Regions from separate parts of the Mus musculus genome. Here region 1 is linked to region 2. Evidence: chromatin contacts called from ENCODE POLR2A ChIA-PET data. All regions are on one chromosome and are shown on one strand. The core of a region is the stretch at or near the end of the contact, and the rest is flanking DNA. Distances in the headings are between cores, read along the strand shown. Region 1 holds the start of Rnf7 (ring finger protein 7). Region 2 overlaps Gm39409 (a long non-coding RNA gene).

Region 1 (7,042 bases), core at 2,026-4,525, 97 kb after region 2:
GTCCTTTGGAAGAACAGCCGGTGCTCTTAACCTCTGAGCCATCTCTCTAGCCCCAGAACTAGTCTCCCCGCACCTCTCCACTGTGTTGCTAACGAGTGATTTGTCCAAAAGGAAAAAATAAAAAAGAATTCTGTAAAAATAGCAACTGTGGGGCTGCTTCCTCTCCTTACTCTGGCTCAAGCCCAGGCATTTGTTTCTTTCCACACACTATTACCTTCAAACAAAAACCCCACAGCCATCCTGGCCTCTTCTATATAGATATAAAACTGCCTCCTTGGGCTTTATCCATAGTTACTAAACACCCACTCTTCTAGGATTTAAGCCTTGGGATGACAAAACAGCCAAGGCTGTCCCCCATGGAGCTCACTAGGAAATGGAGAAGGGAGGCAAGCAAACCACCCGGTGTGCTGATGACACCTGCGGCTGCTCTAGCTCTGGCCGCCACCTTTTTAATAAGTAGGAAACCAAAGCTCCAAACAGCCATTGTGAAATCTCTAAGTTATCACAAGCAGGCACTCTACTCTGGCTGTACAGGGTATAGGTGGAACCCAAGGGAGAGATTACCCACACTGCAACTGGGTGACAGGCCAACTTTGGAATAAGAAGGCAAATAAGGGGCTGGTGAGATGGCTCAGTGGGTAAGAGCACCCGACTGCTCTTCCGAAGGTCCGGAGTTCAAATCCCAGCAACCACATGGTGGCTCACAACCATCTGTAACAAGATCTGATGCCCTCTTCTGGAGTGTCTGAAGACAGCTACAATGTACTTACATATAATAAATAAATAAATCTTAAAAAAAAAAAAAAACTATAAAAAAAAAAAGAAGGCAAATAAATAACTTTAAGATTATGAAAAGTCAGGGCCTGAGAGATGGCTCAGTGTAAGAACTCTCAAACAGGATGTCAAGTTTAGTCCCAGTGCCCGGCCCAGGGAGCTCACAACTGCCATAACCCCAGCTCCAGAGGGATCCACGGGCTCTTAAACACATATGTCCATACCCTCCATACATGTGCATTCATTAAACTAAAATTTAACAATGTTAGGGGTGGGGTAGGTTGAGACAGGCTCTCTACATAAACCTGGATGGCCGTCTTAGAGATCATTAAGTAGACCAAGTTGGCCTTGAAATCAGAGATCCATCTTCTGCCTCCCAAGTGCGGGATTAAAAGGTGTGTGCCACCACGCCCAGAATAAACAAACAAACAAACTTAACTATATATATTTAAAAGCCAATCTCAGCCGGGTGTGGTGGTGTACGCCTTTAATCCCAGTGCCTGGGAGGCAGAGGCAGGTGGATTTCTGAGTTCGAGGCCAGCCTGGTCTACACAGAGAAACCCTGTCTCGAAAAACAAACAAACAAAAAGCCAATCTCTGGCCAGATAGACTGCTCAAAAATTAAAGTGCTTGCATGAGTTTAAGCCTTGGGACCCACATGGCAGGAGAAAAGAAGCAACTCCCAATACTCTTCTTCTATGTCACACTCACACTCACACACACACACACACACACACACACACACACACACACACACACACACAGAGTTCTTCTATGTGTCCGCCCCCACCACAACTCTAAGTAAATTTTGTTGTTTTTAAAGACAGGGTTTCTTGTGTAGTACTGGCTATCCTGGAATTTGCTGTTAGATCAGGTTGTCATGGAACTCAAGAGACCCACCTGCCTATGGCTCCCAAGTGCTGGGATTAAAGAATGCACCATTAACAACAGGGTAATAAAATAATGATGATGATGATTTAAAAAAAAAAAGCGGGCGTGGTGGTGGACCCCTTTAATTTCAGCACTCGGGAGGCAGAGGCAGGTGGATTTCTGAGTTGGAGGCCAGCCTGGTCTACAAAGTGAGTTCCAGGACAGCCAGGGCTACACAGAGAAACCCTGTCTCGAAAAAACCAAAACAAACAAAAAAGATTTATTCATTATTTGTTTTTAAGATGGGGTCCCACTACTTAGCCTTGGTTGTGTAGACCAGGCTGGCCTAAGGCGCACAGAGATCTGTTTATCTTTGCTTCTCGAGTACTAAGTTTAAAGATATCACCACACCTGGCCAGAATAAAATTTCTAAGCAAAGCTTGTGCTGCCTCTGCCCCCATGCCTCAGCCTCCCGAGTGCTGGCATTTCAGACATTCGCAACCACACTCAACCCTAAAATGGAAATCACTGCCCAGCTCCTAAGCAAGGATGAGGGGTGGAACAGCTGGATTTTAGTGTTTTAGTCAAATCAGATTCTACATAGAAACTAGTGTCTGGGTCTACAATTAAATGTAAAAAGTAAAGTTTGGGAGCCCTGATGAAGCAAGTCCAAAGACAAAGAATAGACTGTGGAATCTCTTGATGCTACGTTTAAAGTCTCAAAGCCAAGAAACGCGCACATTTTCAAACTGCAGAAATCTATTTCAACTACTCCCCAGTCGCCCTGTAAAGCAACCTCACAGTAATCTAAAATTTTATGTTTATGCTACCTGCATCTGGGTTTGCATACCAAATGTGCCTAATGCCCTCAAGGGCCATAATGGGGTGCTGGAGTTATTGGAACAGGAGTTAGAGGGTGGTGAGTTGCCATGTGGGTGTGGAAAATCGAACCCGGGTTCTCTGTTAAGAACAAGCTTGTGCTCTTAACTGTGGAAACATCTCTCCGGTCACTGAGCCTCATTTCGGTTATGAGACAGAATCCGTATAGTGGCGCAGGCTCGCAATTTCCAGTTTTTGGGAGGTGCGCCCTCCTGGGTTCTAAGCCAACCTCGGCTAAATGGGCAAGCTCTAATCCTGAGGAACGTGAGAGCATCTCAAAGACGAACATCCCAACCCTCAGATCTACGCGAGGGATCCGCTGGGAGATTTGCTGGCCGCAGGGCCGGAGGTTCCCCTCGGGTATCCCGGTCACGCCCCCTCCCCCCCGCCCCCATAGGAACCATCCCGTGTCTGGCGGCCCGGCCCGGCCCAGCACTCGCCGGCTCGGCCCAGCTCGCGGTCCCGGCTTCGCCTGCATCGCTTACCCATCACCTGGACCCTGCAGATGGCACAGGTATCGCACTCAACGTCCCAGCTCCACATGGCTACCGCGTTCCACTTCTTGAGAGAGAACATCTTGTCGCCTCCCGACTTGGAGCCTGCGCTCCCGGAGTGCGAAGAAAGGACGCAGGGTTCCTCGCCGTCCTCCACGTCGGCCATGGCGGCGGCGCAGAACGGCGACGCGGACGTTGGGCGCGGAGGCGGGAGGTACGGTGGCTCAGCGGGGCCACAACACACGCCACGGAGCCTCCCGCAGGCACGGGCGGGCGGGCGGAGCCAGACGGCGATGATTGGATGGCGCGCGCCAGTGACGTCACGAGGGGCTGGGCAAGGCCTGTACAGAGAACCCCAGCGCTTGCTAAAGTGGCCAAAGGCCAGTTGCTGTAGGGCAGGCCCGGGTCAGTAAGCGAGCATTGTCTGGAGTTACATTGTATTAAACTCGGGGGAGTCTCAGAAATCACATCGTCCCTGTCTTCATTTGTCTCCTTTCTCCCAAATGTAAAACTATCAAGAGTAGGGACAGAATTCTCATCACTGTAACCTCCGTATCTTACAAAATGGTTGGCCTTGAATTCAGATTCATTTATTTATTTATTTATTTATTTATTTATTTATTTATTTATTTATTTATTTTTGGTTTTTCGGCAGCCGGGCGTGGTAGCTCACACCTTTAATCCCAGCACTCGGGAGGCAGAGGCAGGCGGATTTCTGAGTTCAAGGCCAGCCTGGTTACAAAGTGCGTTCCAGGACAGCCAGGGCTATACAGAGAAACCCTGTCTCGCAACAAGCAAGCAAGCAAGCAAGCAAGCAAACAAACAAAATATATGTTTTTTTAAACTTTATTTTATGTGCATTGCTGTGAGGTGTCAGATTCCTTGGAAAGGACCTGGAGTTACAGACAGTTGTGATCTGCCATGGAGGTGCTGAGGATTGAACCCCGGTCGTTTGGAAGAACAGACCATGGTTTTAACCACTGAGTCATCCCTCCAGACACTACATTTGTTTGTTTGTTTGTTTGTTTGTTATTGTTCTCAGGTGACAGAGAATAGGTAAGCAGAAGGGCAAGAACGCAATGCTTAAGCAAATGTGTGCTGGGGAGAAAGCAGAGTGAGCCAGCCAGGGAAGGGCCAGGCAGTGGGCCCCTGGGACTGTGGTTAGGTCCCTCCCACCAGGCTTTGTCTCAGATCACTTGGCCAGCATTGAAGGAAAGCTTGGATGAAAAAGCAAAACAAATGTTCCTGCCTCGTGCTCAGCTCACGTCCACCGCCATCCTTCAGGCTACTCTTACCAACGGGGGTGGTGGTGTCCATCCTTACCGGTTAAGCCAATTAGAAGTATATGGGGCAGTGGCCGTGCACACCTTACTCTGAGCACTTGGGAGACAGCAGCAGGTGGATCCTTGTGAGTTATAAGGCCAGCCTGGTCTACAAATCAAGTTTCGGGCAACCAAGGCTACACAGAGAAGCCTTGTCTCGAAAAACAAAAACAAACAAAAAAGTACGAGTCCTTTATTCGTGCAGGACCAAATTCCGGCGCATGCCTCAGAGTCTCTTGGTGTCGCAGCTCAGGGATACGGTGTTTCTAAAGGCAAACCCCACAAAGACCACAACTCACATGAAAGTCAGATGACAGAACAATCTTGAAACGTTCATTTCTGACAGAACATGGTGATTTTTTTTTCCAGACGTAACATGAAAGTTACTTTTGACTTGTGCCTTCTTCAGTTATTTTAGTTTACATTAATTATTTTGGTTTATACATCGGGACCATGGTCCAGGCCACAGAAGTCCCAAATGTGCTGGGAGGGTAGATGTGGGCATGGAGGTGGGTGAGGAGAGGACTGAGAAGTGCCTAAGCCAATGCACAGGGAGTCGGGACAAGATGGCACAAGATGGCGTTTCTGTGGTCACTTCCTCTGCGGGAGAGTCTTTATTCCTTTGTTGAGAACACTGGGAGAGAGATGCTTGGTTTTGTTTTAGAGACTTCCCTTTAACACAAACACGTTTGAGCCCTTCAGGAAAGACCTTATTCCCATCGCGATTGAGTTTCCACTGTTTATTTCTCCACTCCTCATTCCTTCCTGCCATTCATCTTTATGAAAATAATCTTCCCTGTGGCTGAAGAGGAAAAGCTCTCCGGGGCTTCTTAAATTCAGTCCTTGGCGGCAGCCTGTGAACTACACAGCCGAGGTTAGTCAGAAAAATGGCAGGCTTTAATTTGTAGAAGTTAGAATTCACAGAAGAGACAAAAGGCAGCCTGGGCTTGGAGTTTGTACACCTGGTGAATAAAGGAAGAGGAGGTTTAAGAAGAGGAGGGAGGGCGTTAGTTTTCTTTCTGTTTCTATGATAAAGGCAGCGTTCCAAAGCCCCTGAGGGAGAAAACTGTTTGGCTTATACATCTAGATCACTATCCCTCAAAGCAAAGGCAGGAATGAACTCAGGATGGTCCTTTGGTGTTTTGCCTGCAGATGTGTGTGTCTTCATGAGGGTATCAGAAGCCCTAGAACGGGAATTACAGACTATAATGAGCTGCCGTGTGGGTGCTGGGCATTGAACCAGGGTCCTCTGGATGAACAGCCAGTGCTCTTAGCCTCTGAGCCAGCTCGGCTCTCTCCCTGTGACTCAGGCTAGCCCAGACTCTCTTCTGGACTCAGTTGGAGTCGGCTATTTCACCACTCTGTTGAAACAGCCTCCTGTACCTGCACCTCTTCTCAAAGCTGCACATGACAGTCATGTTTGCTTGGAGGGCAACCAGTCTTTGTCAGTATCCCACAGTGGCCCCAACTTGGTATTTGGAGGTGTCATTGCCTTTCTTGCAAAATTCAGCTTCCCTTCCTACAAGTTTCCCTTCAATGTCATCACAACCCACATTTACCTTTGTCCCTCTCTGCCTTCCATCCCATTCAGAGGTAATACTCTACTCATTCTTCCGTTGAAAGTTTCCAGCATCAGCTGAACTTTCCACTCTATTTCTCTGAGCCTCACCTGCTGCCTGGGTCACCGTGTCTCCCTACCCACCCTGTCACAGTGTGATTAGCACTCTCTGTAGCCTGCTTCACAATCTTCCTCTAGCTCCCCTTCCATCTGCCACCATCCTCCAAAAGATGGCTTACCTCCACTGAAGTCCTGCCACCACATTGACCTGCAACTGTCACCTGGCACCCTTGTCCAGGACCCTGTTCAGACTGGCCACTCTGACATACTCTGCCCTTTGGAGAGAAAGGTAATGACAGTCCCGAACAGCTGATTTCCCCATTTGGGGGGAAAAAATTTCACCATTTTGTCCTCAGTGATCAATCACTACTAGGGCATGTGCAGTTCCGATGAGAAACTACAGCACTTCTTGTGTGCCTTCTTCTCGTTTCTCCCCAGGTCACACAGCAGCCGTCACATTGCTACTGGCCCTTAAATTCGTCAGAGTGAACGGGACAGTTAGAAGCTTTTTTCCCTCCTAGAGACAGCTCATAAATGATTAAAAATTATTTCAAATAATAGGAGACCTATAATGTAAAAAGAAACGCAAATGCTGATAATGGACTCCAGAAGTTCTCGTGTAATTGGTTGTACAATACATTCATTCATTAAAAATTTTAATGTGGCAGAACCCATGCAATCTACCAATGAGATGCAGTTCAGAGTTTGTTAAGAGTGACGGTGGCTTACGCGCAGCCAGTCTCCTTAACACGCTAATCTCACGGAGCTAGAAGTCTCTTCTGCTGACCACCTGGCAATCTTCATTGGACTCTGTCACTGTGAGGACTCTCAGTAGCTCACACGATGGGATCATGCGGCAGCATTTGTCTTTGTGACTGGTTGGGTTAAACTGACATAATAACTTCAACGGTTGTTCATGCCGTATCACATATCAGCCTCTTAAAAGCCAAATAATAAACTGTTGTGGGTTTATAGAACATTTGATTTACCTCGCAAGGCTCAGGGGACATCTGGGAGACAGTGTGGAAATGATAAGAGACCTGAAAAATGGAGAGGAGTGCTGTGAAAGCCGACAACAGGGCATT
Region 2 (7,049 bases), core at 1,921-4,420:
TTTTGATAAAATACCATGAGCAAGACAACTTATAGAAGAAGGATTTATCTGGGCGTATGGTCCTGGTGAGTTATGGTCCATAAAGATGGGGAGGCATGACAGCGGGTAGGCACACAGGGAGGCTGGAGCTAGAAACTGATATGGGAGCTAACACCTTGAACCACAAGCAAGAAACAGAGAGCAAACTAGAAATGGCACGAATCTCTGAACTTCCAACGGCATACTTCCTCTAATAAGGCCACTCTTCCTGTGTCCCCAAACAGCACCACTAACTGGGACTAAGTATTCAAATGCCCAAGATGATGGGACACCTTATGCAAACCACAGCCATGTCCATACTCCATAGTGCTGCTCTTGGTTTTGGCCACAGACATTTCTTTTGTCGTGGCAACAGTTACTGCAAAGACTCATAACTGGCCCAAGGGTCTGTTGAGGGCTCAGCCATACATGAGAAGTCTGCATCACCTGTTCCCGGGTTCTGAGAATGTCAAAGAGGCAGCAGAGAGACGACTGTAAGAGAGATAGAGAAGGGGTGCTATGGAATGCTGTCTTCCCAACCTGACACGGCTGCTACATTCATAACTCCCAGCAGCTGCAACTCTGCACATGCTACATGCTCGAGTGTGACTGGGCCTGTCAGTACTGTGTGAGGACAGAGGTGGGGCACACGAGACTCCACCCCTCCCAAAGGAACTGTTAGGGAGGGGTGGAATTAATGTTTGGTGGGGGTGGGGATATTTTTTCCCCAGCCCTGCAAAGGAGAATAACTCCTTAAATGTGCTTATGAAAACAACCCTAGGATGTGGAGAGATGCTTCAGAGGTTTAAAACACATACACACACACACACACACACACAAGTGTGTTGGGCAAGACAGGATAATTGGGAATAACAATCAAAATATTTTACGTCATGACAAACAAGTATGAAATCATAAAAAGTAAAAAGAAAGAAAGAAAGGAGTAAAGAAAGAAAGAAAGAAAGAAAGAAAGGAGTAAAGAAAGAAAGGAGCAAAGAGAGAAAGAAAGAAAGAAAGAAAGAAAGAAAGAAAGAAAGAAAGAAAGAAAGGAAGGAAGGAAGGAAGGAAGGAAGGAAGGAAGGAAGAGAAAATAAACTGAAAGAAACTGAAAAAGAAACAGGAAAGACAATGAAATTGAATTGAATTGAAAGGGAACTTACAGGTGAACACAGCTGGAAAGTCCAGAGGTCACGGGCTTCAAGAAAGGTTTGGTTCGAGGTCCAGGCGCTCTAAACAAATCCTGGAATCTTGCTTTCCATTGATTGTTCCATTGCCTCATCATTTATTTCCAGAAGTCTGTAGGCCTGCAGGATTTCACACAGAAAAGACAAACTCTCAAAACTCCCACGTGTCCTGTCATTGACCTCGGTCGCCCTGACTAAGGTCCTGTGTTCATGTACAGCACTTGAGGACACCAGAGTGGGGGAGGAGTGCTAATGGGAAAGCCTGAGAGAGTTTACTCTTGACTCCTGTAGGATGCTTCAGAGCTTTGAAATAGTGTTAAGAAGAAAGGAGAGAGGAATCCTATAATCTATTTAAATGCCTCAGGGACTGGGACGTTGTTGCTCAATAGTAGAGTGCTTACCCCAGCTTAATCCCCAGCACACACACACATACACACACACACACACGCGCACACACACACACACACACACACACACACAAACACAAACACACATGGGCGGGAGGGGGGAGGACGGGGAGAGGGAGGAGGGAAGAAGGGAGGGAGGGAGAGAGAGAGAGAGAGAGAGAGCAGCACTTGAACCCAGAGTCACTTGCGTATTTGCAGACCCATTAAGGCAACCTTTTCTTTAAGTCTCACAACATACAATGTCTCGAAGCTATCCCTCTACCTCAGGCTCAAACCCAGGGCCTCAGACATGTTAGGCAAAGCACTGAACTCCTGAGTCTCTCTCCGGTCTCTGCCTTGAGATCACTCATTTCTGTGTGAGAGTAAGCAGCAAGAAGTGGACCTTAGGCTGGGCAGTGGTGGTGCACATCTTTAATCCCAGCACTTGGGAGGCAGAGGCAGGTGGATTTCTGAGTTCGAGGCCAGCCTGGTCTACAGAGTGAGTTCCAGGACAGCCAGGGCTACACAGAGAAACCCTGTCTCAAAAACCAATTAAAAAAAAAAAAAAAAAAAAAAAAAAGAGGGGCAGTGTCATGAAAGAGACTAGGGAAACTAGACTTCCAGGAATGGCCTTATTTTTAGGCTGGCTCCCCACATCTTCAGCTCTTGGGGGAAAGGAAAAGAAGCAACCCGCCAGCACCCACATACCACACCAGGCTCGTCCTAGTGCATCATTCGCTGTTGGACTCCTCTACAGCAGGGGCTCTCGCCCTTCCTATGCTGTGCCCCTTTAATACAGTTCCTCATGTTGTGCTGACCCCCAGCCATAAAATTATTTCATTGCTACTTCATAACTGTCATTTTGTCATTTTGCTACGGTTTTGAATCGTAATGTAAATATCCGTGTTTTTCGATGGCCTTCGGTGACTCTTGTGAAAGGATTGTTTAACCTCCCAAAAGGGAGGCCACCCTCAGGTTTAGAACCACTGTGAATGCCTTTCACAACTTAAGCCCTCTTAGATTCTTCCTGCGAGTGGCGGTGTAGCTTGAGGGTAGAGTGCCTGCCTAATCTATGCAAGGCTTGTATTCGGTTCCCAACACTTGAAAAGAAGGTGAAGGGACAAATCTTTTCTGGATGCAAAGTATTGATGATATTGTACTTTGACATTGATACTTGAAACAGCACTGTGTTTTGAACCACCAAGGAAAGCTCCCACATTCTACTTCTTGGGAGAAATCACTTTTGGATTGAGTAATAAAGTGGTTACATTACTTAGCAGGTGGATTTAGGGGTCTCCATCCCCCATTCCCACCCTGGTCCACTGAGCCCCGCTTGGAGTTAGATCAGAAAACTAAGGTTCAACTTAGTGTTGTCCACGCTTTTAATCTCAGCATTTGGCAGGCAGAGTTCCAAGTGGAACTCGGTGAGGTTAAGGCGAAGCCTGGGCTACACGGTGAGTTCCACAGCAGCCAGAACTTAATAGTAAGACCTTGCTCGAGAAAAGAAAGCAAGCTAAATCTACTGCGTGTGTTAAATAAAACAAGGCACAAGAGTTACTCATACATGTTGGACATTGCCGCTGCCTGAGCAGGAAGCTGCCAGGCGATAAGGGATGACTAAGATCTCTCCTCAGGCTCCCTGTGGGAAAACACAGAGAAGGCAAGAGCCGCTCTTCTGAAACCACGCCTGGACGGTGCCTGGCCTGTTTAACAGCATTCTGAAAGGCCCAAGTAGTTGCCTCACAGCTGTGAAGAGGGGAGAGCCCGTGCCTGTGCGTGCCTGTGCCCGGTATCTGTCTTAGCTCGCTGTATCTGTGGATCCTCGTATGTTTTCCTTTCCTTGGTGTCCGATGAGAAACCCACTGCAGGCTTTGGCCTCTGCTCTAATGTCATTTAGGGACCACACACCTGAAGCAAAGTTGGGAATAAGTGTAACAGAATGAAAGACAAGCCGGAATACAATAGCAGGCTGGCAAAACGCTGGGAAGAAAACTCTCTTGTGATTCCTACCAAGGTTAGACCATCTGGTCTGTGATAAACGTTGTCTCAGAAATCCTTTAGATGATGTGGAGGGAGAAAATGGCCACCTAGGAGAAAAGTCTAATTATTTTGTGTGTGTGTGCTTGTGGTGTGTATGTGTGTGTAGTATGTGTGAAAGCCAGAGGGACAACCTAAGGACCCGTTGCTCATAAGTTGCTCACCTTGTTTTTAAGACAGGGTCTCTCATTGACCTGGTACTTGCCAATGAGGCTACACTGGAGGGCATGAGCCCCAGGGACCTGTCTGTCTCTGTCTCCTGAGCACTGGGATTGCAAGCACCCAATACCAACTGATGTGTTAGAATAGAGGCTTGCATCTAAACAGCACACCAGGCTAAAGCAGTTCCACGTGTAAGAGGTTTATTGGGAGAGAGAGAGGCAAGTTGGAGGTAGAAAGAGAAGGGGGAAGAGAGAGAAAGAGATCAGAGGGGCCTTTATTTATGGGTGATGATGTAACACCGGTAAATGTGGGAGGTGAGCCAAGTGGATTCTGGGAATATGGTGACTGTTGCCTTGGCAACAGGTCTCCGGGTCCCGCCTATTGTGATATCACAGCTTTCGGAGGTCCTGAGACCAACACCAACCTAACTGTTTAATGTGGGCTTCCGGGAATCAAACTCAGGTCCTCATGCTTAAAAAAAACAAAAAACAAACAAACAAAAAAAAAAAAAACAAAAAAAAAAACCAAGCATTTTATGGCTTGTCACCGCAGGTCTTTTATTATCTTATGTGTATGGGGGTTTGCCTGAATATGCATCTGTATACCAAGTCCATGCATTGCCCACAATGATAGGAGAGAGAGCTTTGGACCCTTAGGAACTGGAGTTGCAGATGGTTGTGAGCTGCCATGTGGAATGCTGGGAACTGAACCTCTGTCCCTTGAAAGCCCAGCCAGTGTCCTTAACCTCTGAGCCATCTCTCTAGTCCCCTGACTATTTCTAAGGCAAATGTAAATCTGCCTAGAGGAAATCCAAACCCCCAGCTTGGCCTTGGGCCATGTGCACACTGCAGGGCTTTTCCCAGGAGCTGACCACTTCTGATGGTTCTGGCCTTTAGGGATGCGGTCTCTTGAGAACGGAGTGCCAGCCAAGATTAACTTCCTTCTATGTTCCTCCGTTTACAAACAGGGCTGATCTCCAGTAAGAGGCTTCCAGCCCATCTCTCGGAAGGTCTTTCTGCATCTGATGCCCCTGTACCCTCTGTGCTCACCAGCCTTTGGGGCTCATCTACTAGCCTAGTCTTTGGGAGAAGGGCTGGCTAGGTGATATCCTCAGACACTCTGGATTTCCCTGATGAACCAGCTTTCTAAAGCGAGTGCCTTTTGATTTCTGGATTTAAACGGGAGGCTGGCCAGTGGGTGTACCCACCAGACCCAAGACTTAGCCTCTTCTTAAGTTCTTCCAAGGATCAGTCCCTCCTACCTCAGGAAGTCAAGTGTCTCTCTCTCTCTCCCTTCTTTTCTCTTTTTCATATCTCATGGAGCCCAGGCTGACCTAACGCTCACTATGTAGCCAAGGGTGACCTGGAGCTCCGGGTCTTCCTGCCTCCAATTCTTCGTGCTGGGAGGGCAGGCGTGTTCTCCAGAGCTGACTTCGTCTCTTGGCGTATCTTGCCAGCCTTTTCTGACCGCAATTCAGATTGATTGGAAAGAAAAGCAGTCAGTGTATCTCGGGTAATGAACTTGTCTTGGGACCGTTTCTGGCTCTTAACTGAACTCTATTGCTTACCCCCCAGGCTCAGTCCTACTGCCTCCAACTCCACACAACTCTAGGGATGGCGACTTTTGCGTCTCATTATTTCTGACCTTGACTTCAAGATTCCGAGCAAGTAAGCGCCTGCTTCATTTCCCAATCTTTGGCTCACCCTGGCTTAGTTTCTAAATCCCCAGGGATTATAATGCCCTCCCAGTTCCCCAGGAAGGTGGCTGTTTTCTCTGGTTTATTAAATAGATTTGTCATCACCTCCTCACACGCCATACTTCCTGGGCCTGGAGCCACTTAGCGGCTCCCATCCACCCACCCACCCCCAAAAGGCATTTCAGCACTAATCTCTTCACTTGGGGCATGTAGCAAGTGATTACTTAAGCGTCACTTTGAAATGTTTAGTAAGCAGAAAACTCCACATCTGCACGGTTAACTGATGTTTAATGTTGACGGGTCAACCCGATAAGATCTAGAATCACTGCAAGCAAAAGCTGGCATGCCTGTGAGAAACTAAATAGATGAAGTGTGTTGATGTCGTACCACTTTAACCATGGGAGGCACCGTCCCATGGGCTGGAGCCCTATTCAGACCGAAAAGGAGAAAGTGAACCAGCCAGAACTGCTGGCTGCTCTCGCTGCATGAGGAGACACCGTGTGACTAGCTGCCTCAAACTCCTTCAGCCACGGCTCCCACCAGGAACTGCCTGCTCAAACTGTGAGCCAGGCTAAACACTCTGTCCTGTAGACGGCTTCTGTCATGAATTTTCTTCTGGCAACCAGACAGTTAATACAAATTACCGTTGCTGAGAAGTTGGGCCGTTGCTGCAGTAAACCTGATCATGTGGTTATTAGGCTGGTGTTGGGGTCTGTGTGGGGTACAAGAGTTTCCAGTCATGCGCAACAAAAGCCCCTAAAGTGGGCTGGAGAGATGGCTCAGTGGTTAAGAGCACTGACTGCTCTTCCAGAGGTCCTGAGTTCAATTCCCAGCAACCACATGGTGGCTCACAACCATCCGTAATGGGATCTGATGCCCTCTTCTGGTGTGTCTGAAGACAGCTACAGTGTATGCACATACATAAAATAAAAAAGCCCCAAAGTGCTAAAAATCAAGCTTAACGGGCCATTCCGATAGGAACTTGGAAGACAAGAAGGCAGAGAGAAGTGTTTGACAGTCCAGGTTAAGGTTGGACTCCAGAGGTTTCATATGCAGAACAACGACTCTGCTGGGAGCTGGGCTAGAGGCCGTTCATGTTGTGTTCTAGTTTTAAAAAGAAAAGAAAAGAGAAATCTATTTGCAAGCTCGGCATGGTGGCGCATGACTTTATACTCAGCACTTGGGAGGTAGAGACGCAGGCAGATCTCTGTGAGTTCAAGGCCAGCAGAGAGCCTCATAGTGAGACCCTCTAAAAAAAAGGGGGGGGGGGAGGATGTGTTAGCATTCTGCCCATGGCAGAGTGAGAACTTGAGAACTGAATACAGGAGTGATGGGCTAGTTTCTTTGATGGAGAAAATTTTCATATAGCATACGGCTCAGGTGTGTGATGTCTAGCAAGGCAAGCAAATGCTAAAGTACGGACAGATAGAATGTGCCAGCAAAGCGTCTGTAACTGTTATGGAGAAATCTCTTCCCTTCCTGGTATGAAAGGTACCCAGGGGCGAGACTCCGCCTATGAGGGTCACCAGCATGTAAAAGGCAAATTTACGTGAGGGGACAGAGAGG

The links. ChIA-PET counts read pairs that join two places held with the same protein, here RNA polymerase II (POLR2A).
Region 1: POLR2A ChIA-PET joins it to region 2 with 13 read pairs in Patski. The contact joins the promoter of Rnf7 here to the enhancer-like site in region 2. POLR2A ChIA-PET finds 5 or more read pairs at or near these places in 2 of 5 experiments (Patski and embryonic stem cell).

The regions. Positions count from the first base shown.
Region 1 is chr9:96,475,400-96,482,441 of GRCm38, forward strand. Rnf7 (ring finger protein 7) reads right to left here and starts at 3,276. Exons shown (of 3, transcript NM_011279.3): 1 at 3,009-3,276. The coding sequence starts at 3,183.
Region 2 is chr9:96,378,346-96,385,394 of GRCm38, forward strand. It overlaps Gm39409 (a long non-coding RNA gene), which reads right to left. Exons shown (of 5, transcript XR_871040.2): 4 at 1,179-1,322; 5 at 1-510. Among named protein-coding and RNA genes, the nearest start is that of Gm40550, 3.5 kb to the right of the region's middle. Within about 2 kb of position 3,171, at least 1 of the 3 ENCODE cell types and tissues checked has a DNase peak (open chromatin) inside an H3K27ac peak, as active enhancers do.